7 separate regions of the Homo sapiens genome follow, and regions 1, 2, 3, 4, 6 and 7 are each linked to region 5. The links are chromatin loops, found by intact Hi-C in ENCODE. Cell type or tissue: PC-9. All regions are shown on one strand. Region 1 overlaps DOCK2 (dedicator of cytokinesis 2). Region 2 has its middle 13 kb from the start of LINC01187. Region 3 has its middle 15 kb from the start of LINC01187. Region 4 overlaps KCNIP1 (potassium voltage-gated channel interacting protein 1). Region 5 has its middle 5.1 kb from the start of FOXI1. Region 6 has its middle 46 kb from the start of FOXI1. Region 7 overlaps KCNIP1-OT1 (KCNIP1 overlapping transcript 1).

Region 1 (4,000 bases), 400 kb before region 5:
TTATTGTGGCCATCATTTATATTTTATACATGCAGAACAGTTGCACTCTTTCTGGGAGAATATTGTCATTCTCTTATATTTTTAAGCTTTTTTTTTTTATATTACCAAAGGAATTTGTGTTCATTGTAAAATATTCAAATGGCCTGAAAAGGTATAAAGTGAAATGTTAAAAGTTCCTTTATATCTTTGTCTCCAGAAGTAGCCACTACATTTCCAAATGTGTGTATAATTTTAAAAAATGAGTTTATATAATATTAAACAAAAATTATAGGAGGGCATTGTTTTGGACTAAGTTCCTGCACCAGCCCCCAACAAACCAGACTGAAAATCAAAATGGAGTCAGCTATGCTAAAGGGTCATGTCATCAAACCTAAACTAAACTGTTATCTGATCTTGCAAGAAATTCGGAGAGGGGAGAGAGGGCGGCGGGCGGGGGCAGGGAGAGAGAGAGAGAGAGAAAGAAAGGAAGGAACGAAAGAAAAGACAAGAAAAAGAAGGAGAGAAAGAAAGAAAGAAAGAAAGAGAAACAGCCTATTTTCCAGACAGGCCATTTTCAATTTTCAATGGGCATGATAATGAAGTTCCTGAAGTAACCTGATGTTAACAATCAGTCACTTTTCTATTTTTCTGTTTCCCTGTTTCAGCCTTATGAGGGCTATAACTTTGAAATAACCAATTCACTCTGTCTTGCTTCTACTTCCTTCAGGCCTTCTCTGTCTATAAAGCCAACCTCTTCTGCTCAGCTCTTTGGAATACTGATTCTATTTTATGGAATGAAGCATTGCCCGATTCTAGAATTGCAATAGAGCCAAGTGAGGTCTTCAAACTAAATTTGTTGTAATTTTGTCTTTTGACAATGGTAATACTCTTTTGAAACTTCTCTTTGTGTCTTAAACCTGTGTCTTGGACTTCCGTTCACGATGGCTCTCACTGACTGGCTGTTTCTTTCCACATTTGTCTGGCGGTTGTCTCCTAGGGCCTGTGCTGTCATTTATTTGTCCATGCTTTACCTGAGACTTCAGTTACTTGTGTAACCCCTTGTAGGATTTTCTATTCCTTTTTTTTTTTCTTTTTGTTTTTTTGAGATGGGGTTTAGCTCTGTTACTTAGGCTGGAGTGCAGAGTACAGTGGTTTGACCTCAGCTCACTGCAGCCTCTGCCTCCCAGGCTCAAGCAATCCTCCTACCTCAGCCTCCTGAGCAGTTGGGACCACAGGCATGTGCCACCACACTCGGCTAATTTTTTTGTATTTTTTGATACAGACAGGGTTTTGCCATGTTTCCCAGGCTGGTTTTGAACTCCTGAGCTCAGGCGATCTGCCCGCTTTGGCCTCCCAAAGTGCTGGGATTACAGGCATGAGCTACCTGTGTCTGGCAGATTTTCTATTTTTCTTACCTCCCTTCCTGAAGATCCTCTGCAGCTCCCTCCTAACCCTGTGTCCCTAGGACACATGGAAAGTTGCTCTATTCTGCTCCTACACAGTGAAATATCGGCAGATGTATATGTTTGGTTGTTTTCATGGGACAGGATCAATTCAATTGGAGCTTTCCTTTGCCTTCCCAGAAGGTGTCACTAGAGGATGAAAATTAAATGACTTTTAATGTCGAGAAAAACATGGCCAATTTTGAGTGTCCCTACTTCCCTTTTTGCAACTGATTTCCTAGCATCCCTTCATCCCCGTGTTACCTACTTCTCCAGCCTCCCTGATGAGGGAAAAATGCTTTCTCTAAGCAATTCTGATTTTAATTAATACCAATCCAGGTGGGAGAGCTTCTTCTCACCCTCCATCCCCTCTAGTTAGTCAGCGTCTCTCCTGCTGTAATCCACACTAACTCTTGTCTCTCTCTCCCTCTGCCTCAGGGGATGTCAGGAACGACATCTACATTACTCTCTTACAAGGTGACTTTGACAAGTACAACAAGACCACACAGAGGAATGTGGAAGTCATCATGTGTGTGTGCGCGGAGGATGGCAAAACGCTGCCTGTAAGGGACTCACTGCTGCTCTGGGTGACAGGGTCCGCCTTGGGGGCCTCTGCTTGTAAAGACGTACTTTTCCTCTCCCTGATTCTGTTGTCTAAATGCCAGGTGCCTTTGGGATGGTGTTGAATAATGTGTTCAACACCTTTTGAGCTTGGTTAGTGCAGTGTTCCATAATAAGACCTTGTGATATTTCCTTACACCAAAGCAGTTTTTCAATGTCTGTTCCTTTCCTTTCACAACTTCTTCTTGTATGTATGTATGTATGTATGTATGTATTTATTTATTTATTTACTTTTGCTTGGTCTCAGCTTATAGGTTAGCTTTCTGCAGTTAAAATGTTCTCACTGAAACCTGAGCTGGTTTATTCAGGCAAAGTCCATGGTAAGAAAGAGGATCAATACAGTGCCTTGGGCTGGTGTGGAGGCTCAGGATGTGCTTAAAGCAGGCATTCTCAACACTTAATCTAACTCCCCAGCGCTCAGCCAGAAATGCTGGTGGAAAGCCTTATTCGTAAATTGGTCTCCAGAGAGCTAGCAGGGTGTATTCAGGAATGCAAAGCGCATTGCTATATTTATACAGCATATGTCCTGTCCAATATTTGTCATGTGTGTTTATATTTATTTGCTTGTATTTTCTTTAAGGTTGTCAGTGCTGTGTCCAGTGTGTAGGAGGGTTTTGTTTCTCAGTTCCTCCTGACAGAGTAGTTAGCTGAAAAGAAAATCAGCTCTCAGGAGAAATTTTAGCATGGGCGAATATTCCTCTTAGGCCACTGTGAGTGATCAAATAGCCAAGCAGGGCGGGTGTGTTCATCAGAGAGGGGATGTGAAGATGGAAGAGGCATCATTTTTGTCCTTGGGGCCTGGAGATCAGACTGATACTTTGTACCCAAGAATAACTAACATTCACAGGGGAATTACCATGTGTCAGGCTGTGTGATAGTATGACACATTTCCTTTATTATGCCCCATTTTACAGATAGGGAAACAAAACCCGTGTCACTTACAGTAACTCGCCCAAAGCCATAATGTTAGCATATGTCAGAGATGGGGTTTGACTGGTTCCAGGCCCTCTGAGACACTTCACTACAATGCCCGTACATGTAGCAAAATTCTCCAATTTATTTCTCATTTTAAAAAATGAGGCTAATAACCACTGCTGGCAAATTTGGGAAGATTCATAATCGTTTTTTAAATGTAAAGAAATCCTCACAATTGCCTTTTTGTTCATAAAGACTGGTCATGTTAATTAGTATCTATTTGAACAAAATCTAAGCATTGAACGCATCCTCCTTTTGTTGCAGTCTGAAACTTTTTCCAAAAAATAAAATAAGTGAGAAATACTTGACTCAAAGGAACATAAAGGAGCGGAGGGTTTTTATCTGAAAGGGAAATTGCAATTCCCAAATGTAGAGACCATTGCTTTGAAGTTACTTTTATCCAACTTCCCTGGTAGAGAACTTTTTAACCTCAGCTTCATTTTTGAAACATTGATACGCTTACCTTCCATGTTGCCAAAGGACAAATTAAAAGACACAGTTAACAGGCAAGCAGCCATCTTATCTCCTGTCTGAGCCACTCTTTCTTCCACTTTTGTCACCCTTTCAAGTCACTACCGAGCAGGCTGAGCAGATGCACTTATCCAAGATGAGTAGGTAAGCAGGTATTCTGGGGGCTGACATGGAAAGGGAACTGTGGGGCATGGTGATGATTTGTGGTTTCCTCTATTAGGGAAATTCTGGGGGAGTTCAGTTGACTGACTATTGAAAATTGCTTAGGAAGCCTGTGGGAGGCTTTTCTTTCTCTATTTGTAGAAATAAATATTACTGCCTAATTAAGTGTCAGTCAGTACATTCAAACACTTCTGTTTGATATTGGTGGGCTCCTGTGGAAATGGTCCCCTTTAGAAATATTGATTTCTCCTCCTGCTCTAGGTGCATGCACACTGTCTTTGGCAGAGCAGGACCAGAGGGCAGAGGAGGTTAGGCCTGCTCATGGCTCACCTTGGGGTGTCAAGGGCCTT
Region 2 (4,000 bases), 110 kb after region 5:
TCTTCTTTGGATAAATGTTTATTCAAGTCCTTTGCCCATTCTTAAAATTGGATTGTTTGTCTTTTTATTATTGAATTGCAAGAGTTCTTTATGTATTCTACATGCAAGACTCATTAGATATAGGATTTGCCAATATTGTCTCCCATTCTATAAGTTGTCTTTTCACATTCTTGAAGATATTTGATGCACAAACATTTTTAATTTCTCAATTTATTTATTTTCCTTTTTGCTCATACTTTTGATGTCATATCTATAAGTCATTGCCAAAGCCAAGGTCATGGAGATTTGCCCATATGTTTTCTTCCATTTAATAGTATTAGCTCTTATTTTTGTGTCATTAATCCATTTTGAGTTAATTTTTTTGTATATGGTGTGAGGTTGGGGTCCAATTTTATTATTTTGCAAGTGAATTATTTAATTTTCAGAGTCTTTATATTCTAAGGAAACATAAGGATATTTACAAACTGAAATGTCTAGAATTTGTTTCAAAATAATCTATGAAAGAGAAGAATTGAATATAGATAAAATAGAATTGCCCATAAAGTGATCATTGTTGAAGTCAGATAATGAGTAGATGGAGGATCATTTCAGTAGTCTGTATAGCTCTCTATACATTTAAAATTTTTCCTATTAATGATAATAATAAGAGCTTTATAAATAAGAGCTTTATATTTTAGAGAGATTAATTGAAATATTTACAGATGAAAATATATAATGTCTGAAATTTGTTTCAAAATAATTTTGTTGAGGGAATTGGGGAAGGTATAAATGAAAGAAGATTGGTAATGAGTTGATAGTTATTGAAGCTATACGATGGTATATGTAGGTCATCATACTGATCTTTCTAATTTGAGTATATTTGAAAGTTTTTGATAATAAAGCTTTTTAAATGTAATACATAATTAACTGCTAAGATTTTATTTGGTAAGAATGAGAATCTTTCCAAATGAAAGCAAGAGGAGACAAGCTACAGAACAGTATTGGCAGCTGATGTTTATTGTTCTCAATAGCCAACCAACATCACCACTGAATAAAAGGAATACGGTAGGTGAGCATGTTTGAGGAATTCTTCTGGAAGAGGAAAGCAGGTGACATTTGAATGGGCCTTGAAGGATGAGCATACGTTTTTGTCAAGATAGGAGAGGAAGGGTGGTTTAGTTACAGGTTGTGGAGAGGTGAAAAGGTTACAATATTTGAGAGGAATGAGAAGCTGAGTGTAAGAGGAGTCCAGGCAATTAGGCAATGAAAATTAGAGGTAGTCTTTGATTCTCATGCTAAGGATGGATTTTCAAGTAAGCCAGAATTACAAGAAAATTGATGGTCCATAGGCTGATGTAGTCTTTGGCCTGTTAGTGTGTGTGTTTTAATTGACCCAACACTAAAAGAAAAAAAAATGCAGGAGACTTTACTTTGAAATCTGAATGTCTAAATTTCTTGAAAAATTAGAAAATACAGCAACATAGAGCCTGCATCTCCCATGCAACAGTTGACCCAAGCTGAAAGGTGGTGTCCATCTTTAAATGGGCTGGGTCTCCTTTAGTTCATCCAGCTCTCCCAGCCTCTATCCCATGCCCCACAGCAGGTCCAGTAATGGGGCTATTAATCACCATTGTTTAGCTGGAGGGTTTTTTGTCATAGTAAAGGAATGTTTACCTGCAACTCTATCAACAGTGAGAAAATGAAATGTAGACACAGAAGTCTGAGTGTCTCAATAAAATATTTGAGAGAGCACATTCCTCTGTGGCAGTAAAGACAGCTCTATTTCCATCTGTTTAACATACAGAGTGTATCAGTATGGGACAAATACAACTTAAGATGTCAAGGTAACAACGAAAACAGCAATAATAATAATAACACCAAACTAACTAGTACCTACTGAGCACCTGCATGCATAAAATGCTCTTCTACTGCTTTTCAGGTATTGCATCATTACCTCCTTATGAAGACACTCTATCCCCATTTTACAAAGAAGGGAACTGGCCCAAGGTCATATTGTTATTATACTCCCAGCCAGGAGGCTATGATTCAAGGCAGTCAGACTCCAGAGCTCTAGACCACCATGCCAAACAATGACAAGAACATTATGACTGATAATCCTACAAGGTTTGTTCATAAATAGGAGGTAAAAGGCATTCCACCCATTGAAGGCAGTGGCATTGTGTTACTCCTTTTTATATTGAAGATTCCTCCCCAGTATCTAGCATAGTGCCTTTTATATAGTAGGTATCCAATAAATACACGTTTAATCAATTAGTTGACTAGGTGTTGTTATCTGATCCCCTTAGAGTTTTCTTTCTTCAGGGTAAACAGCTCTTGAACATGTAACATACCTCACTTCTCAGAGCTAACTCCAAGGCACCCAGGGCTAGAACTAGGGGGAGGCAAGAGAGACATCCAGGTTGCAGCATGTGAAAAGGATAGTAGGTCTCAGGTGCCCAACCTGCACTTGCAGGATCCCAAGAGTGAGGTCCTTCTTATATTTTGCACCCTGGGTACCTCTCTTGCTTTACCCTAATCCCTGCCCAGTAAGGCATCTCTCTTTTTCATCTTCCTGTACTCGTACTCCAGATGTGATCAAACCAGAGTGGACTATGGGAAGGGCTGCCATCATCCATGCACTGAACACTATACTCCTGTTAATTCTGCCTAGGGTTTCACTTCTAGCTTACTAGCAACTCCCCTCTCCACCTTAGGCCTGTCTGTCAAGCTGATTCCTTAAGACTGGGAGCAGGACTTCATATTTAATCTTTCTCTTGTTTCTTTCAACAATAACTGAAATTGAGTATCATCTTTTTTAAGGTCCTTATTGATTATTCAGCATAGTAGTTATTTTCCTAATCCTCGTTTTCATTCATTTATTAATTCATCAATGCCCATTCCCTGAGAACCTGTTCTGAGGCTTAGCGTACAGAAATGAATGACTTGGTCTCTGTCCTTGAGGATCTGTGGCATGGTCCAGTGTAAGAGACAGGCCAGTAAACAGTTGACAATTGCACAAGGGACTGAGTGTAGAGAAAAATGTCTGTACTGAGGGCATAGAGGGGCACTTAAACTAGACCAGAGGACCAGGGAGGGCTTCTGGAGGAGGTGTCAAGGATGTTGACATCAGAGAGGGATGACCAGATATTGTGCATCATTAGACTTGATAAATGAGCTCCTATGTCTGTCTCTAAGTTATTAATAATCATAGGGACAGGGCCAAGGCTAAGCCTTGTAGCAACCAGGAAAACATTCCCACCTGAGAAAGAAAGTCACCCTGATGAAGAGCAGATGTGCTCTAGAAAGCTGCTGCTAGCTTATAGGGGGTCTTTGTGAATTTTTTTTTCATTTTTCTTCATTTATTTAGTTGAGCCATTCAATTCATACAGATTGGAAAACAATTTCCACAGGAAGATCAACTGCTATTTTTTTTATTATACTTTAAGTTTTAGGGTATATGTGCACCATGTGCAGGTAAGTTACATGTGTATACATGTGCCATGCTGGTGTGCTGCACCCATTAACTCATCATTTAGCATTAGGTATATCTCCTAATGCTATCCCTCCCCCCTCCCCCCACCCCACAACAGTCCCCAGAGTGTGATGTTCCCCTTCCTGTGTCCATGCGTTCTCATTGTTCAATTCCCACCTATGAGTGAGAACATGCGGTGTTTGGTTTTTTGTCCTTGCGATAGTTTACTGAGAATGATGATTTCCAATTTCATCCATGTCCCTACAAAGGACATGAACTCATCATATTTTATGGCTGCATAGTATTCCATGGTGTATATGTGCCACATTTTTTTAATCCAGTCTATCGTTGTTGGACATTTGGATTGGTTCCAAGTCTTTGCTATTGTGAACAGTGCCGCAACAAACATACATGTGCATGTGTCTTTATAGCAGCATGATTTATAGTCCTTTGGGTATGTGTCCAGTAATGGGATGGCTGTGTCAAATGGTATTTCTAGTTCTAGATCTCTGAGGAATCGCCACACTGACTTCCACAATGGTTGAACTA
Region 3 (4,000 bases), 83 kb after region 5:
CTGGTGTCAGGGCAAGTAGATAGCACTGGAGGGCCACCCCTCCTCAGGAATGGTCAGTGTTATTAATGGTGCTGTCTTTTTTTCTCCCTGTTACTAATCCATCAACATTCTGGCTAAATGGCACCTTTAACCAAAAGAAACAATTTGCTTGTCTGCAACTCTGAGGGAAGCTCATAAGGCTTCTTTCCTTCTCTCCTCTCTCTGCAAGCTGGAGAGCACACTGATGCCTTGTAGACAAGCTGCATGAACCGGCTGAAATCTCAGGTGGTGAAAGCACTGGACAAAAGGCGGTGAGAACTTTGGCTTTTCTCAATCAATAGAGGCCCGAAGGAGGGGCCTCTATTGATTGAAAATTCAACAAGTTCTGGTCCACGGGGCCTGGGAAGAAACTGCTGGCTTCTAGTCATTCAAATCACTAATTTGAATAGTGAAGAAGTGAGACAGATTAGAGAGGTAATAGGATGGGGAGACACAATGGGGTGCGTGGGGGGGAGAGAGAGAGAGAGAGAGCGTGCACAGGGATCATTTAAATAGACTAATTGAGCCTAATTTGACTAGCAGGATCCAGAGACAGTGCAGAGAATTGCCCTGAACTGATCACAATTTCTGAAAGCCAGACGCACTCAGCAGTTGTCCCAAGTAATTACTGATGTTCATACCGCACATTCGGGTTCCCGGAGCTCCTTTCTCCCACATGATTTCACAGAGTCCTTGCAAATTGCAGCCAGAAGCAGGAGACCCATTTTACCAATAAGGAGACTACGGTTGAAAATCCAAGGGCAAAGGGAAGCAGAACTGGAAGGCCCAGCATCTGACAGGCTGAAGGAGTCTGAAACAGAATTACCAGGGATCCTCAAACCCAGCCCTTCTCCTCCCACTCTCAGCCCCTTTCCTGCCAAAATGTTCAAGGTACAAGAGCCATGTGGACTCTGGTCTGAACAGGGGGGCTGAGCCATCTCTGGAAGAGGCCAGGGTGGAGGGGAAAACAGAAGGCTTAGCTCTTCTGTCTAACCAGTTTTTTGTTGTTGTTGTTTGGGGTTTTTTTGTTTTGTTTTGTTTTGTTTTTTTTTTTTTTTTTAAGTTTTACGGGTTTCAGTGTTCAACAAATGCCAGGATGCAAGGGGCAGGGTCTGTGACAGGCACCACTCTTGAAGGCCAGGGGTATCCGAGCTTCTTTCCTAGGCTGTGGGCCAGGTGCCAGCCTTGCTGCCCTCTCCAGCCCCATACCCAGTTACTTGGGAGTGAAAGCTCCCAAGCTTTAGAACCAGATGGCCCTGGGTTCTGATCTGCCTCAGGTCTGGCAGCTGTGTGCCCTTGTACATGTTACTTCACCTCTCTGAGCCAGTGCATTCCATCGTCATAAGGAGCAGGTGAAGGACTGTCAGGAAGGGGAAAATGCAGAGAGCAATATCTGTGGAGCACTTAGCCCAGGGCCTAGCAAGGATTGATCAATACATAGTCCCAATATTCCCTCCTGGCCCTTCTATCAGGTTTTTTTGTCATCAGCACAGTTATTAGATAGGAACCTGTACAGAAATCCTCTGGACTTCTGGTCAAAAAGACAGCAATTCTGACTCAGGGACTTGGGAAGGGCCTAGAAACAGGGCACTCAGTGGGCCCCAAGGTGAGCAGAGGCCAGAGGGGCCCAAGTGCAGGCCTAAGACCTGTCCTGGGCTCTGCGTGGCCCTTAGTGGCTTGGGAAATACTCTTTCAGCCAGATGCCATCTAGCATGACACCCCACCCTGCCACTTCCCAGGCTGCACCAGGCTCCCTCACTCCCTGAAGGTCTGGGAATGCGTCCCACTCAATCCCCCATGTTGCCTGGCCATGTTCAGCCTCTATTCGCCGAACAGAAATAGTGGGGAGAGAGGGTTGCAAGGCAGGGGACCAAGCATCCTAATTCAGTGCCCCTCTGGTTCCTTCTCTTTCAAAGCCCAGCCCTGGCCTCAGCTCCTAGCACAAGCAGCCTGGGACCCAGCCAGCCAGCCCCTACCCAGGCTCCCTGGATCACCTTTTGGATGCACCTGCTTTCCCGCCTGAAGCCGGCTCAGCCCAGTCCCTGCAGCCAGCCTGGAGTTTCCAGAGCTCATGCTGCCCCCTAGAGGTCAGCTCCTGCAGCTTTTCTTCTCAGTGTGGGACAGTCCCAGAGGGAAGGGGATCAAAAGGCTGGGAATGGCTCTGCTCCTGCACATGGCACCTCTGGCCAACAAGCACCCAGAGCCCAGCTAGAACCCACTTGGGTGGCAGCACGTGCAAGCGAAAGGATCTACCTATTCGAGTGGCTCTGCCCCTCCCCTTGGCCTCCCTATCTGTAAAATGGGAAGCATGATGATACCGCCCACACACAGCCTTTGAGAAAACTGACTGATCACTGGACTAGTAGGAGATAATCATCATTGTGATGATCATGGCTGTCATACTGAGCACGTCCTATGAGCCAGGTACTGTGCTTTGCATACATTATCTCATTAAATCTTCCCGAAAAACAAACTTCTGAAGGAGGAACTATTAGTATCCTCATTTTACACATGAGAGCACTGAAACTCAGAGAGAGCTGGTGACTTGTCCAGAGAGACACATTAATGCAGAGGACAGCCAGACTTTCAACCCAGGTCTGTAGGACACCAGACCCCTGTCCCTCACTGACCACAGCGTCCTGCCTCCCGGAGTTCAGATTACTCCCCACATCTCTCTCCCATGCTTCTCTTCCATATTTTCTCTGTTCTCTGTTGCCTTCAGCTGATTTGCTTGTCAGCGTCTCCAGGTCACTGTCCAGCACCACTGTCCTGGACAGCAGAGCCCCAAGTCTTTGCATGAGGAGGCAAGCTACTACCCAGATTGTGAGGTGGGGAACAGTGATGCCCAGAGGGCTGCTCTGGCCCTGGATGCTGGTGCAAGAGATGTCTAAAGTCGCAGCTTAGTCTCAGTGCAGTACAGACTCTGGGTGAGGCAGACATAGAATATTTCAGGTGTGGAGTCAAGGGGGCTCTTGGAGCACCACCTGGAAAGTAGCAAGGATGGCAGCTCTCAATTATTATGCACCTGCTGTCTTCCAAGCATCGGACAGTGTCGGCTGTCATTGAATCCTCTGAAGTAACACTGAGGTAGGTTGTACTGATCCCATTGGACAGGTGAGAAAGCCAAGGCTTGAAGGATGAAAACCCTTGCCCAAGATCACATAGCTCTTCAGTAAAAGAATCTGGGGTTCAGACCAGATGGGTGTCTGCCTGGCATGCAAACCCATCTATCTTGCCTCATGTGTCGTGCAACCCACCCTTCCCACTTGTGGGATGCTTGGGTCCTGGTTTAGTGAGCAGTCACTGTGCACAATGTTATGGGGCCCAGTGGGCCCTGGCCAAGTGCTCCCAGAATGGCTGAGATCCACCTGAATCTTACCTTCATCCTCTACAGCAACTAAGCCCCCTCAGCTTCTCAGAGGAGGCCTACTCTTTCAGGATGCTCAGAGGCAGTCAAGGGCCCTAGGTTCCAAATGTGTCTGCAAGTGCTCTTTTGGCCTCAACAAGTTGCAGAGACTAAGAAAATTGTATAGTATAGCTCAGTGGCTCAGATGCCCCAGCCCTGCAACTTCCTATTGAGATGGCCTTCTCTCAACATTGGTCCCTACATTTGTGGAATGAGGATAATGGTACTAACCTCCAAGGGTTGTTGGGAAGGTCAAATGAGCTAAGTGCAGTCACGTGCTTTCTCAGCAGAACACCTGACAGGTGGTTGGGGCTCAGTCAAGGGCCGCTATCATTAGAACCATCAATTCCCTGACCATCTCACACTGATCCAAAGTTTCTATTTGTCTTTAAGATAAAATGGAGAAAAACAATTTGTGACTGATGAATAAAGACAACTTAATGATTACACTTTCAAAACAAAGGGTGTTTGGGGCAAAATAGTAAATGAAGTCCTTTGTGCCACTGGGAATAAAAATGGGAAAATTCCAAAATGGGAATTTCTGCTCAGAAGTACTTGGGTCTTAATGAGTGAGGA
Region 4 (4,000 bases), 530 kb after region 5:
ACAATGGCTGCGAAATTGCCTGGTACAAGAGAGAGAACTTCCAGTGTGTAGGGGCTGTTGTCCTAACTGCCCAGCCCCCTAGATAGGTAGTTATGTCATCTGTGAAATGGGTGTTAGAATTCCTACCTCCCAGGACAGCTGTGGGCAGAAAACCAAAGAATGTGTGTGAGAGCCCAAGCACCATGCCTGGCACATAGTAGGTGCTCAGGAAAGGCTGAGGGTGCAGCTGCTGTCCACACACATGGTACCACTGCCCCAGGAAGGGGCTTCAGGAACCAAGAGCAATTCTGAGCACTGGTGACTGGACTCTGCCATTCTCCATTTCAAACGCTTTTTGAAAGCAGCTCCAGACCCAAGCAGGAGAGCAGGAGGCAAAAGAAACGCAGGGGCTTTCCCGAATGGAATTTTAGAAACACACAGAATTGTCTCCTGCACAGAAGGGAAGCTGTCTTCCACAGCACAGAGCCACCAGGCCCCAGACTGCTGGCTTATGTATTTGTCATTGCTCATCATGAATGGATGCCAGGAAAGTCTCTTTGTGATGGGGGCACAACCCCTCAAATCTCCTCCCCTCCAGATGCCATCCACTGGAGCTGAGACTCCCAGGTCCCCTAGGGCTTCTCTCCCAGGGGCCTCTGGGCTCCCCAAGGCCACGTGCTGCCCCCACTAGAGACCTGGGCCAGTCCTGACCAGGGGAAAGAGTAGCGCCGACAACAGCCCCAGATGGTATGTGCACTGGCACATACTGGCAGCTGCCTTCATGACAGCAAGCCATAGGTCCAAATCCCGCCCCTTCACAGGGACATTCCCAACTGGTCAGGGGTGGACCTCCCCTTCCCGGCTGTCTTTGGTGTCCAGGACGATTTGCCACAGACAGGGGGAGCTAAAGGGGCCCACGCTTGAGGCCGCTCAGCTCTGAGTCCTCGCCGGCCACAGAGGACCTTCGTGCCTGTCCTCTGTCCTCCTGCCCAGTCCCCAGGCCAGGCTCAGCTGGAGTTGGGGAGCAGAAAAACACGCATCTGAATCAAGGCTCTCGGAGCCTTTGCTTCTGCCTCCAAGAGGCGAGGGAAAATGAATACCCAGGCGAGCGAGCAAGAGAGACCCTCAGAAAACCCCAGATGCCCCTGGAATCAAGCCCTGTCCCACCAACGCCACGTGGATTGACAGGCTATTAGTCTTCCTGTAATTAGGATTCTCGCCTCAAATCTTGTATCTTTTTCCCCCAGAAGATTCTCCTCCAGCCTTCACCACTGCCCCCTGGCGCTTCCTTGCAAGGCTTTTGAAGAATCCTTTGCAGAGAAGCAGCCTCCTTTGGCAGGGGCTGCAGAGCACTCTGCCTCCCTAGGCCAGGGCGAACCAACAGAGGCGGGAGATGAGGAGGAGCAGCGCGGCTCTGCTGCGTGGCCCTGGGCAAGCACCACAACCTCTCTGGGCCGTTTGCACATTCTTACCGCCAGGGATGTGGGCGGTAAATGAAAGAGACCAGCACAAACCAGTGTCAGCTCCCTTCCTCGATTCCTAAAATGTGATGCCCAAAGATGGGCCAGCCTCCTGCTGTGCCTTCTCTGGGGGGACATTTAATAAGTGGAAGAGCCCTGGCTCTGAGTCAGGCTAGAATCCCAGTTCTGCACTTAACCAGCTGTGTGACCTCAGGCAAGCAACCTGGCCTCTCTGAACCTGAGTTTCTTCATCTGTAAGTGGGAACGCTAATGCTGTGCTGAGGGTTCCATGGGACAACCATGTAAAAGCACCCAGCACGCACCCAGCAGGCAGCAGGTCCTGCACAGCGTTCCCTCGCGTGGGGGTGGGTTGGGGCTTGAGCACGGGTTGAACCTGGAAGAGGCCATTTCCCTCCCTTCTCCCCGAGGAATAATTGTGAATTCCTGGGTCTCAGAGGAAACATCCGCTTTGGTGGTCAGAAAGGACATCCTCCTTTGAGCAGGGGGAGAGCAGAGGGAAGGGGGTTGCGAGGGTCACGCCTTCCCCAGGCATTCTCGGGGTCTCTCCAGCAAGGATGGAGGCGGCCAGGGGCTTGGGCGGTGTGGGGCGCCACCTGGCGTCCAGAAGAGGTAAGACAGGCGGAGCGGGACCCTCCGAAGTGGGAGGAGGACGCTGGTCAGGGGAGGAGGGGACCGCGAGAGCGAGAGCGGACATTCTACCAAACACATGGACAACACAGAAGATGAGGAAAATGAGCAGGGCAGCTAGTCATAGGAGCAAATTTTAAAAATTAAGTGACTGAGGTAGTCAGGGGGCCTCACTGAGAAGTGGCTTGGAGTAAGACCTGAAGTTGGGGACTGGATATGCAGATGTCTGGGAGGAGAGCTTTTCAGGAAGAAGAATCAGCCAGTGCAGAGGCCTATGGCAGACCCAAGCAGGAGGCAAAAGAAACGCAGAGGCTTTCCAGGATGGAAAATGAAGAATCAGCCAGTGCAGAGGAATGTGCCTGGATGTGTTCCAGGAATGTTTCAGAATGAGCTAAAAGGCCAGGGACAGAGAACTAAGAGGAGAGGAGAGGTCAGAGAGATGGCGGTGGGCGGAAGGAGGGGGCGGGGCGGAGGAGGGGGCGAGGGGGCGGGGGGGCGGAGGGGGGGACGGAGGGGGGGGCGGGGGGCGGGGCGGAGGGGGGATGGGGCGGGGCGGGGTGTGGCTGTGCGTCTGGATAAGGGTTGTGGCTTTTATGCTGCACGAGAAGGAGAGCCATTGGAGAGCTTGGGGCAGAAACAAGAGCTGATGACATTTTAATCCCTCTGGCTGCTGTGCTGGGGTAGACTGTCAGGGCCAAGGGCAGAGTGTGAAAAGCGCCCAAGAGGCTTCTACAAGAATCTAGTGGGAGATGCTGCGGCTCTGGCCAGGTTAGTGGCAGTGCCAGTGGTGAGAGGGATGTGGTTCTGCGGGTGTTGTGAAAATGGAGCCAGCGGGATTTGTTGACAGACCAAAGTTGAGGTGAGACAGAGACTCCGGAATGACTGCAGGGTTATTGGTCTGAGCAGGGTTATTGGTCTGAGCAGATAACCAGATGGAGTCACCACTAACTTAGATGGAGAAGGCTGGTAGAGTGAGGAAATATCGGGAACTTATGTTCGGACTTGTTAAGTTTGAGATGGCTGGGAGATATCTAAGTGGAGAGGGCAAGGAATAAAATGCTTCCTAAACTCCAGCATCCATTCAGTCCCCTGGAGAGCTTGTTAAACCGGATGGATGGGTGCCACGCCCACCCCTGCACCCCTGAGTTGCAATAGGCCCAAAATGATTCAATAGGCCCAACATGGGGCCCAAGGTTCTACATTTCCAACAGCTTCCCAAGTGATGCCAATGCTGCCAGACTGAGAACCACACTTCGAGTAGCACCAAAGTAGGCAACTGGATGTTTGAGGCTGGCATTCAAAAGAGAGATCCTGGCAAGAGATAGAATTTTGGAGTCATTGGCACGGAAATCCACAAAACGACATGAGCTCTCCCAGGGAGTGTGTGTGTGTAAAGAGGGAAGAAAAGAGCATTGAGTCCCGAGCCCCAGGCTCTTCAATGGTAAGAGGTTGGCAGATTAGGAAGGACCAGCAAAGACTGGGATGGGAAACCACTGAAGCAAGAGGAAGGCCAGGCAGATGTGTCCTGAAAGCCAAAAAGAGAAAGGTCATCATTAATATGATACATTTTGCAATTTGTTTATATGTAAGAGGAGATTAATAGCTCATAGCATTCCCAGGCATTGCTGTTAGGAATTGCAGCTCCAGGCTGGCAACCCTTAAATCACAAACTAGATTGTCAAGAGGACTGCCTGGAATTCCAGCTCTGTAAGTAATATGCTGTGTGGCCTCAGCCAGGTCACTTCACCTCTCTGGGCTTCTCTTGCTTCCATATATAAATGTAATAAGAAAATCTTTTATTTATTATTTATTTATTTATTTTTGAGACAGAGACTCGCTTTGTCACCCAGGCTGGAGGGCAGTGGTGCGATCTCCACTCACCGCAATCTCCGCCTTCCGGGCTAAGGCAATTC
Region 5 (4,000 bases):
CCTGCTGGGCAGGTCCTTCAAAACCACTCAGCTCTGCCTCCCATTTGCCAGACAAAGAAACTGAGACCCAGAGGGGCACCACAGCCCACCAAAGCCTTCGTGAGTTGAGGACAAAGTAATGGTGCCCGGCCTAGAGACACTGTCCCCAGCCAGCATTCTTCACCCAGAGCGGGGAGAGGGAGGGGGAAGAGGGGAGGGAGGAGGAGCTCTTTATGGAGCAGACACCTTCTCTAGGTATAGGATGAAGGCCACTGGTGGTGTGGGAGGGGACCTTTAGGGCATGGAATCACAGCCACACACAACATTGAATCCCACTGTATTAGTTACTTATGGCTGCTGTAACAAATTACCACTAATTGAGTGGCTTAAAACAAGACAGATGTATTCTCTTACTGTTCTTGAGTTCAGAAGTTTAAAATAAGATGAGGTGAAAATCAAGGTGTTGGCAGGGCTTGCTGTTTCTGAAGGTTCTGGGAAGAATCTGTTTCCTTGGCTCTTCTGACTCCTAAAGGCTATAAGGCATTCAGCTTTCCTTGGCTTGTGGCCACATCACTCATCAGCTTTCTCTCTTACAGCTCATTGTCTGTCATTAAATCTCCCTCTGTTTCCCTCTAATAAGGAGAGTTATGATGACATTGGGCCCACTTGGATAATGCAGAATAACCTCTCCAACTGGTCATGGATTTAATCACTTCTGTAAAGTGTCTTTTACCTTGGAAGATGACCTATTGGCAGATTCTGGGGATTTGGACTGAAGTCTTTGGAGAGGGAGGGGCTCATTACTCTACCTACCACTCTCATGATCAGAACATCTCTTCTTTTCCAATTTTGTTTCAATCCTTTTGCCTTCTCCAAAAAGAAAGTCTCGGTTCTTGGTCAGAGTGTTTTGGCACCTTGCTAATACTTGCTGACCTCATGTTTGAGCAGAGTGAGCACACTCAGGCCAGAGCCTTCAGCAGACAACTGATGCCACCTCAGTGTCCTCATCTATGAAATGGGGACAATTACAATCCGGGCCTCCTAGGGTTGCTGTGGGGGCTGAATGAGATAACACAGGTAAGGTACTCAGGCTGTGCCCGTGACACTGTAAGCACTAAATAAATACTAACTTCTTATTTTATTTATAGCAAGTGATCCTGACGACTGATGATCCATTTCCAGAACTTATAAGGAATCTATCTTTAAAACAATTTCACTAAGTAAAAATCAGAAACAGAGCAAGAAAGCCCATGAGAACTTTTAAGTATGGTACACCAAAACTTCAGGTACCACACAGAGATGGCAAACACCACAAGCAAAGGGAGCCTCAGCTTGTGTGGCTGTCACTGTCTCCTGAACACCAGCCCAGAACTGGTACTGGGAAGACAGCCTGGTATTTGCTGAATAAATGAAGGAATGAATTACAGCCGTGCATGGTTTCAGAAGCATTTCCTATAGTACCTCATCCAGTCCCTGCAGCAGCTGTTTTCCATAAGCGCAAACAGACTCAGAGATTAAACATCAAGGCACTCAGAAAATACAGCTGGAGGAGTCTGATTCTGACTCAGGTCAGTCTGCCTGCTGCTGGGCTGCCTTCTAAGACACCTTTCCCCATTCCCAACCCAGCTCTCACTATTCCCACTGCAGCAGGAGTAAGGTCTTTTTCTCTAAGCGACTGTTTCTCCCGGGAACCTGACACTGAAATCTCTCTGTCTCCTGTCCTTAAAGGAACCGAGAGAAGACTCTTGCCTGCCCTGAAATTTCACCCAAGCCCTGCAATCTACTTCCCGCTTTTAAAGAGACGGCCGCCAGAGGGGGGTATTGATCTACATTTCTTCAGACAAGCACATCAGAAGCCAAAAAGCCGCAGAGCACCAAGACCACCTTCAGCCTGGCTAATGCCTCAGCCAGCCAGACTTCCACAAAGCCCATGCTCAGCATGAAGAAGCCATCCCCATGTCAGCCCCAAATACCCCAAGACATGACTCTCGTGAACCCTGTTGCCCAGGCAGGACAGACGAGGGCTCATTGCCGCTCACAGAGAGCCATCATAGATAGTAGGTAGTACTGCAATTTTTATCCCCATTTTACAGGTTAGGAACCTGGTGCAGAGAGTTAAGCTAGAGGCCAACTGGTCCCTAATCCCCTGATTCCCCGCCTCAGACAACTTTGTACTGTGCTAGGCTCCTGGGAATCCTGGAACTTAGAAACTATTTGTGTATTATGTGGAGAGGGGGGAAAGAATCCATGAAGCCAAGCCTCTAATCAAATGTGAATTTGGGGGAGGTATGTAGGGTCCAAGAGCTGGGGATGTTGTAGCCCCAGCTGGTGAACCACCAGCATCTCCCATCACCTCGGACTCCCGAGTCCCTAATGAGAGCTAACTGTATTGAGCAGGTACGATACTGTACAGTAAAGCCTGACATGAAGCGCCCAGAGCAGCACCAGGAAGTACTTGGTTTTACCGATGAGAAAACTAAGGTCCAAAACAAATGGTTGCTGTCTAAGGTATGACAGTGCCTAAGGAGTAGAGACAGGGTCGAGACCCAGAAAGTTTGGTTCCAGGGCCGGAGCTCCTTGCTCCTGGCACTGCCTGCGTGATACAGTTCCAGCCACAGTGGAGCAGCAGCCAGGCTGGCTCCCACCTGCCTCCTTCATCTCGGTGGCTGGTCATCCTCTCTGTACCTGCTTCCTCAAAGTTCAACAGGGAAACTGAATCCTTACCACACTGTGGTCCTACATGAGTTCATGTTTGTGAAAATGCACATCACCTCCTACCAGACAGGTGAACTGAGATCTGACTTCTAAAAGAGTATGATTCTCCACCCTTGAAAGTCAAGGCCAGAAGTGGCAGTGCTGGTTGATCACAGTCAGGCTGGGGGCCTGTGTACAGTTACCCTTTCTGCAGGACTTGAGTCAGCATTGGCTTCTGGACCCAGCAATATCCACAGCTGACTGCTGGGACATGTCCTCGGGGGCATGGCTCCCAGATGGCAGGATTTTCCCAAGGGGAAAGCAAATGGTTGAACGTTGCTTGGAGGAGGCTATGATGCCAGGCCTCCTGCCCAGAACCCTCTCCCGTGTCAATATCTGGCCTCAGGTACCCTTGCATTCATCATCATCCTCATGATCTGCAGCTTTTGCAGATCATGGGCTCCACATTTTACTTACACATTTATATTACTTTTTCCTTCCAAATCCACATGAGACGGATTCTAGTTTCATCCTCACTTTATTGATAAACAAACGGAGGCCTTGTAAGATTAAGAAACTTGGCCAAGATCACAAGGCTACCAAAGAGCGAAGCTGGGATTTGAACCCAGTTCTATGCAATCCTCAGGCCCACGTGTTCCATGTTTTACTGCTTTGTCCCAAATGTCACAATTTGGGGTTCAGAATATACAGAATATATGGTCTTTCATGTCCAAGAAGGCCTCCCTCTGGACTGTAGTATGCAAACTGCATCCCAAGCATTCCCTAGGCAGGCTCAGGCCCTCACACACCCAACTCTTACTCTTATTTTTTATTTATTATTCTATTATTATTTCCCTGAAGCTGGGCAGAGCGCATCTTCTCAGGTTTGAATTTTCACTTCTAGAAATTTCAAAAAGTTTAAAATAATTTCATTCACAAAATGACCCTAGTTGTTAGAGACATTTGATTCTTTTCCCGGAGGCCCTAGGATGGTCAAGGCGGGCTGCAGGACCATAACTCTCAAACCTCACTGCGGGGTGGGAACAGCTAGCTCCTGTTGTCCACCCCAAGGGCTATAGCCAGTGTTCCTACAAATCTGGAATGAAGGGTCCTCTGGGATGCTTTGGACACCCTGGCCCGAAGGTTTAACCTTGTGACCAAGTGCAGAGAAGCTGTGATCCCCAGCTACTGGGCTCTGGGTGCCAGAGGCTCCCGGTGAATAAGGCCTCCTAAGACAGGCCAGGCTTTCTCTGATCTACTGGGGGAAAGGAACTAGGGTCCACATGCAGCTAGGGAGACCCAGTTCAGCATTCCTCAGAAAATGCCG
Region 6 (4,000 bases), 51 kb after region 5:
AGTCCCTCGGGACTCAAGCCGGTGCCCTAAACCACCTCATTCTACTGATTTCTGGGGATTGGCATCCTGAAATTGGGACACGCTGTTTTGTAGTAAAACAAAAGATTCAGGGCCTCAGGAGGAGCCCCAAAGAAGGTGGGCTTCCCTGACCAGGCCAGGCAAGTAGCACTTCTTCTTCCTCAATTCCTCCAAGATCCTTGTTTTTCACAGGATATAGTAAGGTTTTAGCCCTGGGGGCCCAAATACCTTGGTCACTTTGCAGTAGAAGTGCAGTTTTGTTTAGTTTTGTTTTATATATATATATATATATATATATATATATATATATATATATACACACACACACACATATATACATATATACACACATATATACATATATATACACATATATACATATATATGCACATATATATGACATATATATACATATATACATATATATGCACATATATATGACATATATATACATATATACATATATATGCACATATATATGACATATATACATATATACATATATATGCACATATATATGACATATATATTTATGTATAATGTAAAATATAACATATATTTATGTAATGTATAAAGTATAATAAATATACATATATTTATTATACTTTAAGCTTGGAACCAACCCAAATGTCCAACAATGATAGACTGGATTAAGAAAATGTGACACATATACACCATGGAATACTATGCAGCCATAAAAAAGGATGAGTTCATGTCCTTTGTAGGGACATGGATGAAGCTGGAAACCATCATTCTCAGCAAACTATCGCAAGGACAAAAAGCCAAACACCGCATGTTCTCACTCATAGGTGGGAATTGAACAATGAGAACACTTGGACACAGGAAGGGGAACGTCACACACTGAGGTCTGTTGTTTTGTTTTTTTATGAGATGGCATCTTGCTCTATCGCCCAGGCTGGAGTGCAATGGCATGATCTTGGCTCACTGCAACCTCCTCCTCCTGGGTTCAAGCGATTCTCCTGCCTCAGCCTCCCGAGTAGCTGGGATTACAGGCACCTGCCACCACGCCTGGCTAATTTTTGTATTTTTAGTAGAGACAGGGTTTCACCGTGCTGGTCAGGCTGGTCTCGAACTCCTGACTTCAGGTGATCCACCCGCCTCAGTGGCTCAAACCTGTAATCCCAGAAGTGCAATTCTTAAGAGCACCAACTCCAAAGACAGCTGCCCAGGTTCAGATCTCAGCAACTCTACTTTCCAGAGTAGAGTCTTTGTGCAAGTGACTTAACCTCTCTGTGCCTCAACTCCTTTGTCTGTAAAATGGGGATAATAATAGTATCATTGTTGGGATATTAAATGAAAGAGTAAACAATCAAAAAATGTTAGGTTGGAGGCTGGGTTATGTTTTGTTTTTCCTGATACGGAGCCAGACATTCATAAGGATTCTTGCTTTCTTCAGGAGGCGGGTGCTGCAGCCAGGCAGCTGGAAACAGGGATGTGGAAACAGTCCCAGGGCCGAGTGGGGACAGCCAATTTCATCAAGTGCCCCTGCCCAGCAGGGGAATTGCTGCTTGAGATTTGGAGGCTACCTGCTGAGGCCTGCCTGCCAGTCCAGTGAGTGGGCCCCTCTGGGCCAGGCGCCTATTTTCATTATCAAGGCCACATTCCTGGGATTCCTTGGTGACTAGGCGCTTATTACAAGAGAATCAAAGTGCCAAAGGAAACTACTCATTTGAGGCCGAGACCTGGATTTTTCATTTTTATAATTGGCCCTTGGGTCTGCATGTCCTGGGGATACTGGTGGAAGGGAGCTGTTGGACAAAGTATCTCTATGGGGCCCCAGTCACCCCTGGGGGAGGGCGGGACTGGCCCCCTGCCAGATCTGCTGCGCCCATGCAGAAGGCCCTCCAGAGGTCATGTTGTCCAGCCCCTGCCACTGGGCCTGACTCATCAGCACCTAGGCCAGAAGGACAGGTGCTTATCTGAGAGCTGACAAATCTTTGTAGAAGGAGCCAAAGACTTGGAAATCCCCTCTGCGTCCTCCCAACCAGCTATCTATCCAGCCCAGCAGTTCTCAACTGAGAGTGAATTTCCCTCCAGGGGACATTTGGCAATGTCTAGAGAAATTTTTGGTTGTCACAACTGGGTGTTTAGAAAAGGGAAGGTGCTACTTGCATCTAGTGGGTAGAAGCCAAGGATGCTGTTGCTAGGGACTGAATGCTTGTGTCCCCCCAAAATTCCTGTGTTGAAAACCTAACAACCCCTCATGTGATGGTATTAGGAGGTGGGGCCTTTGGAAGGTGATTAAGTCATGAGAAGGAGCCCTCATAACTGGGACTAGTACCCTTGTAAGAAGGGGCCAGAGTGTTCTCTTTCTCTCTCCACCACGTATGGATACAAAGAGAAGTCAGCAGTTTGCAACCCCGAAGAGGGCCCTCGTGGGAACCTGACCATGCTGGCACCCTGATCTCAGACCTCTAGCCTCCAGAACTGGGAGAAATACATTTCTGTTGTTTAGAAGCCACCAGCTATATGGTTTTTGTATTGCAGCCGAATATGTTTTTGTATTGCAGCCGAATGGACTAAGACAGATGCTAAACATCTTACAAGGCACAGGGCAGCTCCTCATAATGAAGAATGATCTGGCTGCAACTGTCAGTAGTGCTGAGGCTGAGAAGCCGGGGGCTGGCCTCGATCCCCTGCCCTGCATCGAGTGCCCATGCTTTCCCAGCTAGAGTTCATGGAAATGTAAGATGGGAGGATGGGCTGCTCAGGTGCATCCTTTAGGAAGACAAGAAGTGTGGCCCAGCGCAGGTGGGAATAAAGGCCAAAAGACACACCTTTTTACCAGATGGACAGCAACGGGGACATAACAGGGGATTTGGAATCCTGCAGACCTGGGTCTACACCTGGGCTCCATTCCTCAGCTGTGGAGCCCTGGGCGGGTCACTTCATCGGTCTGAGCCTGATTTGTGAAATAGGAGGATCATCCCCCTTGCAGTGAGGGATGTACATCTACCTCATGGGGTAGGTATAAGAATTAGCAGGGATGATACCTGCAGTACCTCTAGCGTATGCCTGACACGCAGAAGGTTCTCCACACGTGAGTCTCCTCCTTCCTCCCCCTACAAGAACCTGCCTGTCTGTACCTTCCTTCTTCCTGGCCTCCTAAGACCCATTCTCTGCCCCAGCCAGATGAAGCCTTGCTGCCCCATTCTCTCCTTTGTGCCCTTGGCCTCCCTCCTCTCTTCCTCTCCAGATCCTCCCAGCACCACGGCCTCTCTCCCTCTAGAGCATCCATGCAGCCCCCACCCCCTGGCCATTCTCCTAACCCAGCACAGATGCCCACCTGGCCCACATGCTGGCTCCCATGGGTTGCTCCTGGCTTTAGGAGGCATGAGGGTGTATTGGGGAGTATGTGGTGTGTGTAGTATGTGGTGGGTTTGAGTGGTATGTACACACAAGTTTGCACGCATACTGGGCATGCTTGTGTGTGAACATGTGTTTATGTGTCTTGTGTGGATGCGTGTGGCCTGGGACTGCTTCCTTTTCCTTTTGTTTTCTCCCAGTCACTGCAGGACACTTTGCAATATGCTGGGTTCATTAGCTGAGAAGGGCCCTTGGGGAAAACTGGAGAGACGAATGTCTCCAGATTTTCCAAACAGTCTCATCATTCCCTCCCTCTGTGAAGGATGCCAGGAAGAAACCCATTATCATAGACTTTCCCCAGCCCATCCATCCTCCTTTTCTGAGCACTGACTCTGGCCAAGCCCTGTCTTAGACACCAGGACAGACAGAGGAACCACACACGACCCCTGCTGAGGGTCATGGTGGAGTGGGGCGCTCTCCAGTCAGCCAGGCCACACCCGGAGAGTGGGACCTGCTTTTCAAAGTTGAAATACTCCTTAATGATTGGTATACAGCGCCTACTCAGGGCCCTGAGGGCACCCTGATTCCCCAAATCCAGCAGCGACACTGCTCCAGGGCTGTGCCTGGCCTCCGTCCACTGGCTCTGATTGTTTGG
Region 7 (4,000 bases), 320 kb after region 5:
TAGCAAAAAACAAGGGACAGAACAGGTGCAAAGTCTACGTGGTTAGTGAATTTAACAGATCTTCCTAACGTGTAAACGTCGTTGTCCAGGTGAATGGAAGAAGTGAGCTGAGATAGAGGGGACAGACAGAGTCAGTGTCCAGTGCTGACCTCTGAAATGGAAAAACATGGCCAGTCCTTAGGAGGCTGCAGAGGCCAAGACCCCAGTGAGGTTTGGGGGTTCCACAGCAGAGGAGGAGCTGTGGACCACAGCAGGACCCCGATGCCATCAGCAGGGGAGGAAGTAATCAGAGAGGTGGAGGAAGGAAGCCAAGGGAAGTCAAGTAAACACCAAATATTCCCTCCCGGTCCAATGCTGTGACCTGCATAAGCCACCACTCCCCCAGTCTAGACTCTACCCATGGAAGAAGGAAGAAGATAGAACTCTGGATTTGAATATAATTCTAAAATAACCAAATTTATCTGAAAATGACTAGGCTGAGTTTTCTGCTTCAACCAGAAATGGAGCTTGGAGTCAGAAATTATGTGAAATTATAGAAGAGAAAGTCACCATCTTCCATCTCTGAGTCGTATGATCATTTTAGACATAAAATTGTGCACTTACGATGTACCAAGTGCTTAATATACGTGATCTCATTTCACCAGGGAAACTGTATAATTCATTGCTTTAACTGACAAAATTCTGCAACTGAAGAAGGTGCTGTTAATAATTGCATTGGGACGCAGGCCTGAGCAGGCCATGATTTGTGGCTGTCCTACATCTGACCCTCACAGTATCCATGGGAGAAGGCAGCATGTTTATGCCCCCTGACAGCTGGGGAAACCAACACTTAAAGTGATTAAGTCACAAGTCCAAAATAAATGACAGAGCTGCAGTTCAAGCCCAGGTGGTCATTTACCAAAGGCCATGCTCTTTTCACTTTGCATGGGACTGTGACCGCTGGCTCTACCCAGCTTCCCAGTGCGACCCTTCCCCGCCCACTGTTTCTCTTCTCTGGCCAACGGAAACACAATGAGACCACATATGTAACATTACATTTTTTCATAGCCACATTGAAAAGAAAAAGGAACCAGGTAAAATCCATTTTAATATGATATTTTATTTAACCCAATACAGTTGAGGCTTGAACAACACAGGTTTGAACTGTGTGGGTCCGCTTACACATGGCTTTTGTTCAGTCTCTGCCACCCCTGAGACAGCAGGGCCAGCCCCTCCTCTTCCGCCTCCTCCTCAGCCCACTCTACATGAAAACAAAGAGGATGATGATCTTTTTGATGATCCACTTTCACTTAATAAATAGCAAATATATGTTCTCTTCTTTATGATTTCTCGTAATAACATTTTCTTTTCTCTAGCCTCATTTACTGTAAGAATACAGCATATTCCCAGCTACTCAGGAAGCTGAGGCAGGAGAATCACTTGAACCTGGGAGGCCGAGTTTGCAGTGAGCCAAAATCGCACCATTGCACTCCAGCCTGGGCAACAAGAGCGAAACTCCAACTCAAAAAAAAAAAAAATAAAAAGAATACAGCGTATAATGCATGTAACATATAAAATATGTGTTAATCAACTGTCTATGTTATGGGTAAGTCTTCCAGTCAACAGCAGGCTATTAGGAGTTAAGTTTCTGGGGAATCAAAGGTTATACACAGGATTTTGACGGCATGGTGGTTGGCACTCCTAACTCCCACATCGTTCAGGGTCAACTGTATATTCAAAATAGTATTCAAAATGTAATCAATAGGAAATAGTCATTCATGAAATACTGCGTCTTCTTCTTCTCCCCCCCAACCCCACTTCTTTGTATTCAGTCTTCGAAGTCAGTGGGTATTTTAACCTTACAGCATATCTCAATTCAGATTACTCACACTCTAAGGACTCAATAGCCACGTATGGCTGGGGTCTGCCAGCCGGACAGCGAGGTCTAGCCCTGATCTGAGCAGGAGCCATTTGATTGGGTTGTTGGTACACTGCCATCTGGTGGACAGATGTTCCTTGCTTGAAAAACCACCTCGAAGGAAAGTATCAGCATCAGGGACAATAGCACAGTGGGCCTCAGGATCAGCTCCCCGGAAAGAGCTTGGGGTTGGAGGGGGTGTTGTTGCTGAGGATGTCCCCAGAGAAGATGTACAGCCATGGAGCAAACTCAAGTCACTTATGATGTCGGCAAACCTTGGCCGTGGTGCACTCTTGTTTCCTGGTTGCAAAAGGATTTAGCAGAAAATGGTAACTCTTTTTCAGAAGGCATATTTAAAGCAGCTCTTTAAAAAGCAGGAGTTTCTTTCACACCCAGTTTCGCCATGTGGTTGTGTGAAGGGCTTCTCCCCAGAAATCATGTGGTCTCTCTTTTAATTCACAGTAAAAACCTTTCTTCTGTCTTGGCCCATTATGGCTGCTATAACAAAATATCATAAGCTGGCCTTATATACCATAGAAATGTATTTCTCACATTTCTGAAGGCTGGGAAATCCATGATTAAGAGTTGGTGTCTGGTGGGAGCCTGCTTTCTGGTTCACTGATGGCGTCTTCTTGCTGTGTCTTCACCGAGGGGTAGGGACAAGGCAGCTCTCTGCAGCCTCTTTTCTAAGGGCACTAGACCTATTTGCCATGGTTCCAGCCTCATGAACTAATCATTTCCCAAAGTCCCCACCTCCCAACACCATCATCTTCATGATTAGATTTCAATATATGAATTTGGGAGAGGATAGAAACATTGAGACCATAGCATCTGCCAAGTTGTGTCTTCCTCACTCAAATTGGGTAGGTGTGGTTATTCCAGAGTTTCAGTGAACCAAGACGTATTTTTCCAATGTGAATAATTAATTAAGAACACTTGATTAGGGTCAATGTTATTCTGGACTTCTGAATCACTCCCACATTTGAAGGGGAGTTTTAAACACAACTTTGTGTGAATAAAATGATGTGTCTGCATCTCTCCAGGAAGCAGTGTTTGGAGCTGAGATGACTTGGCAGGGAGAAGAATCCACTGGGACATTCAATAACTTGGCATTGAGAGTGTTTTCAGCACCATGCTGTCCTCAGAATAGTGTTAGAATTTATATAAACACAGATGTGACTTGTGCCTTGAAGGAGAATACAGTCTTCCCAGGAGAGACATGCAAAACCATCATAGACAAACAGCAAGAAAACAGCATCAAGGATGTACATGCACCGGGCAGAATGTAAACTGGATGTAAAACCAAGCATTTGAGGGCAATGAGAAAGGAACTTGGTTCTGGTCTCAACTCTGCCACCCACAGCTGCGTGACTATGTCTCTGTCACACTGCTTCTCAGGTCTTCAACTTTATCGTCTCATACTGAGCAAGAGACAGTCTGGACAATTTATGCTTCTAGAATGGGGAGACAAGAAGAAAAGAAAGATAGATACCCAAGGACTTCAGTGACTGGCTCAGGAAGAATTACTCAGCAGTGAGGGGGCCAGCATGAGCCCAGGGGCAAGAAGCCGGGACTTGGAACAGGAAGGAAAGGTGCTCAGCTGGCTAACCTAGAGGAAAGTGATTGGCTGGAGTGTCTGGTTTATCTGTTTCAGGGATGGTTAAAGATTGCCCCGTTAATAGGCAAAAATTGTTGCCTTAAAGAACCTAGAATCTAAAGGGGTCTTTGACATAATACAGAATAACAGGTCCCAGAGATTATTTTACAGAATGTTAGTACCTCATGATATTAATAGATATATAACAAAACAGACTTCTTTGCCACAAGACTTCTCAGTACCTTTAACATTTTATGATTTTCCCAAAGGACAAAGAGTATGCAGCATTTCCCAGACTTAAATTTAACTGTGAACACCTGTTATCCTGGGGCAGGCGGATTGCTTGAGTCCAGGACTTAGAGTCTAGCCTGGGCAACATGACGAAACCCTACCTCTACCAAAAATCCAAAACTCAGCTGAGCATGGTGGCATGTGCCTGTAGTCCCAGCTGCTCAGGAGGTTGAGGTGGGAGGACTGCTTGAGCCCAGGAGGTGGAAGCTGCAGTG

What was found. A loop is a pair of places that touch in the nucleus more often than their neighbours do. Peaks named below come from ENCODE experiments on the same cell type or tissue, not always from the same donor. Only the 100,000 strongest peaks of a DNase experiment are listed, where the experiment ranks them.
Region 1: it touches region 5 in a loop (5-fold over the local background); 5 of 110 quality-filtered maps call a loop at or near these places.
Region 2: it touches region 5 in a loop (7-fold over the local background); 30 of 110 quality-filtered maps call a loop at or near these places.
Region 3: it touches region 5 in a loop (17-fold over the local background); 81 of 110 quality-filtered maps call a loop at or near these places.
Region 4: a loop joins it to region 5, with 9 times the contacts of the local background. A loop is called at or near these places in 16 of 110 quality-filtered maps.
Region 6: it touches region 5 in a loop (5-fold over the local background); 7 of 110 quality-filtered maps call a loop at or near these places.
Region 7: it touches region 5 in a loop (18-fold over the local background); 65 of 110 quality-filtered maps call a loop at or near these places.

What each region holds. Positions count from the first base shown.
Region 1 is chr5:169,700,444-169,704,443 of GRCh38, forward strand. DOCK2 (dedicator of cytokinesis 2) reads left to right here. Exons shown (of 52, transcript NM_004946.3): 14 at 1,860-1,984. Among named protein-coding and RNA genes, the nearest start is that of DOCK2, 65 kb to the left of the region's middle. RefSeq lists enhancers at 2,470-2,519, 2,580-2,989. In PC-9, CTCF peaks have their summits at 1,580 (motif pointing right) and 1,779; a DNase peak (open chromatin) is centred at 1,578.
Region 2 is chr5:170,210,115-170,214,114 of GRCh38, forward strand. No RefSeq gene overlaps it. Among named protein-coding and RNA genes, the nearest start is that of LINC01187, 13 kb to the left of the region's middle. In PC-9, no CTCF peak of the experiment used is centred here; a DNase peak (open chromatin) is centred at 1,727; H3K27ac peaks cover 2,680 bases.
Region 3 is chr5:170,182,150-170,186,149 of GRCh38, forward strand. No RefSeq gene overlaps it. Among named protein-coding and RNA genes, the nearest start is that of LINC01187, 15 kb to the right of the region's middle. In PC-9, CTCF peaks have their summits at 2,110 (motif pointing left) and 2,317; no DNase peak of the experiment used is centred here.
Region 4 is chr5:170,631,138-170,635,137 of GRCh38, forward strand. The region is part of intron 1 of KCNIP1 (potassium voltage-gated channel interacting protein 1); the gene reads left to right. Among named protein-coding and RNA genes, the nearest start is that of KCNIP1-AS1, 48 kb to the right of the region's middle. RefSeq lists enhancers at 1,617-2,198, 1,973-2,152. In PC-9, CTCF peaks have their summits at 2,057 (motif pointing left) and 2,264; a DNase peak (open chromatin) is centred at 2,424; H3K4me3 peaks cover 1,221 bases; H3K27ac peaks cover 754 bases.
Region 5 is chr5:170,098,755-170,102,754 of GRCh38, forward strand. No RefSeq gene overlaps it. Among named protein-coding and RNA genes, the nearest start is that of FOXI1, 5.1 kb to the right of the region's middle. In PC-9, CTCF peaks have their summits at 1,827 (motif pointing right) and 2,029; a DNase peak (open chromatin) is centred at 1,777; H3K27ac peaks cover 577 bases.
Region 6 is chr5:170,149,637-170,153,636 of GRCh38, forward strand. No RefSeq gene overlaps it. Among named protein-coding and RNA genes, the nearest start is that of FOXI1, 46 kb to the left of the region's middle. In PC-9, no CTCF peak of the experiment used is centred here; a DNase peak (open chromatin) is centred at 1,765; H3K4me3 peaks cover 417 bases; H3K27ac peaks cover 3,283 bases.
Region 7 is chr5:170,419,031-170,423,030 of GRCh38, forward strand. KCNIP1-OT1 (KCNIP1 overlapping transcript 1) reads left to right here. Exons shown (of 3, transcript NR_109899.1): 2 at 1,356-1,585; 3 at 2,941-3,814. It also overlaps a transcript of KCNIP1 not described here. Among named protein-coding and RNA genes, the nearest start is that of KCNIP1-OT1, 32 kb to the left of the region's middle. In PC-9, CTCF peaks have their summits at 1,968 (motif pointing left) and 2,179; a DNase peak (open chromatin) is centred at 1,941; H3K27me3 peaks cover 339 bases.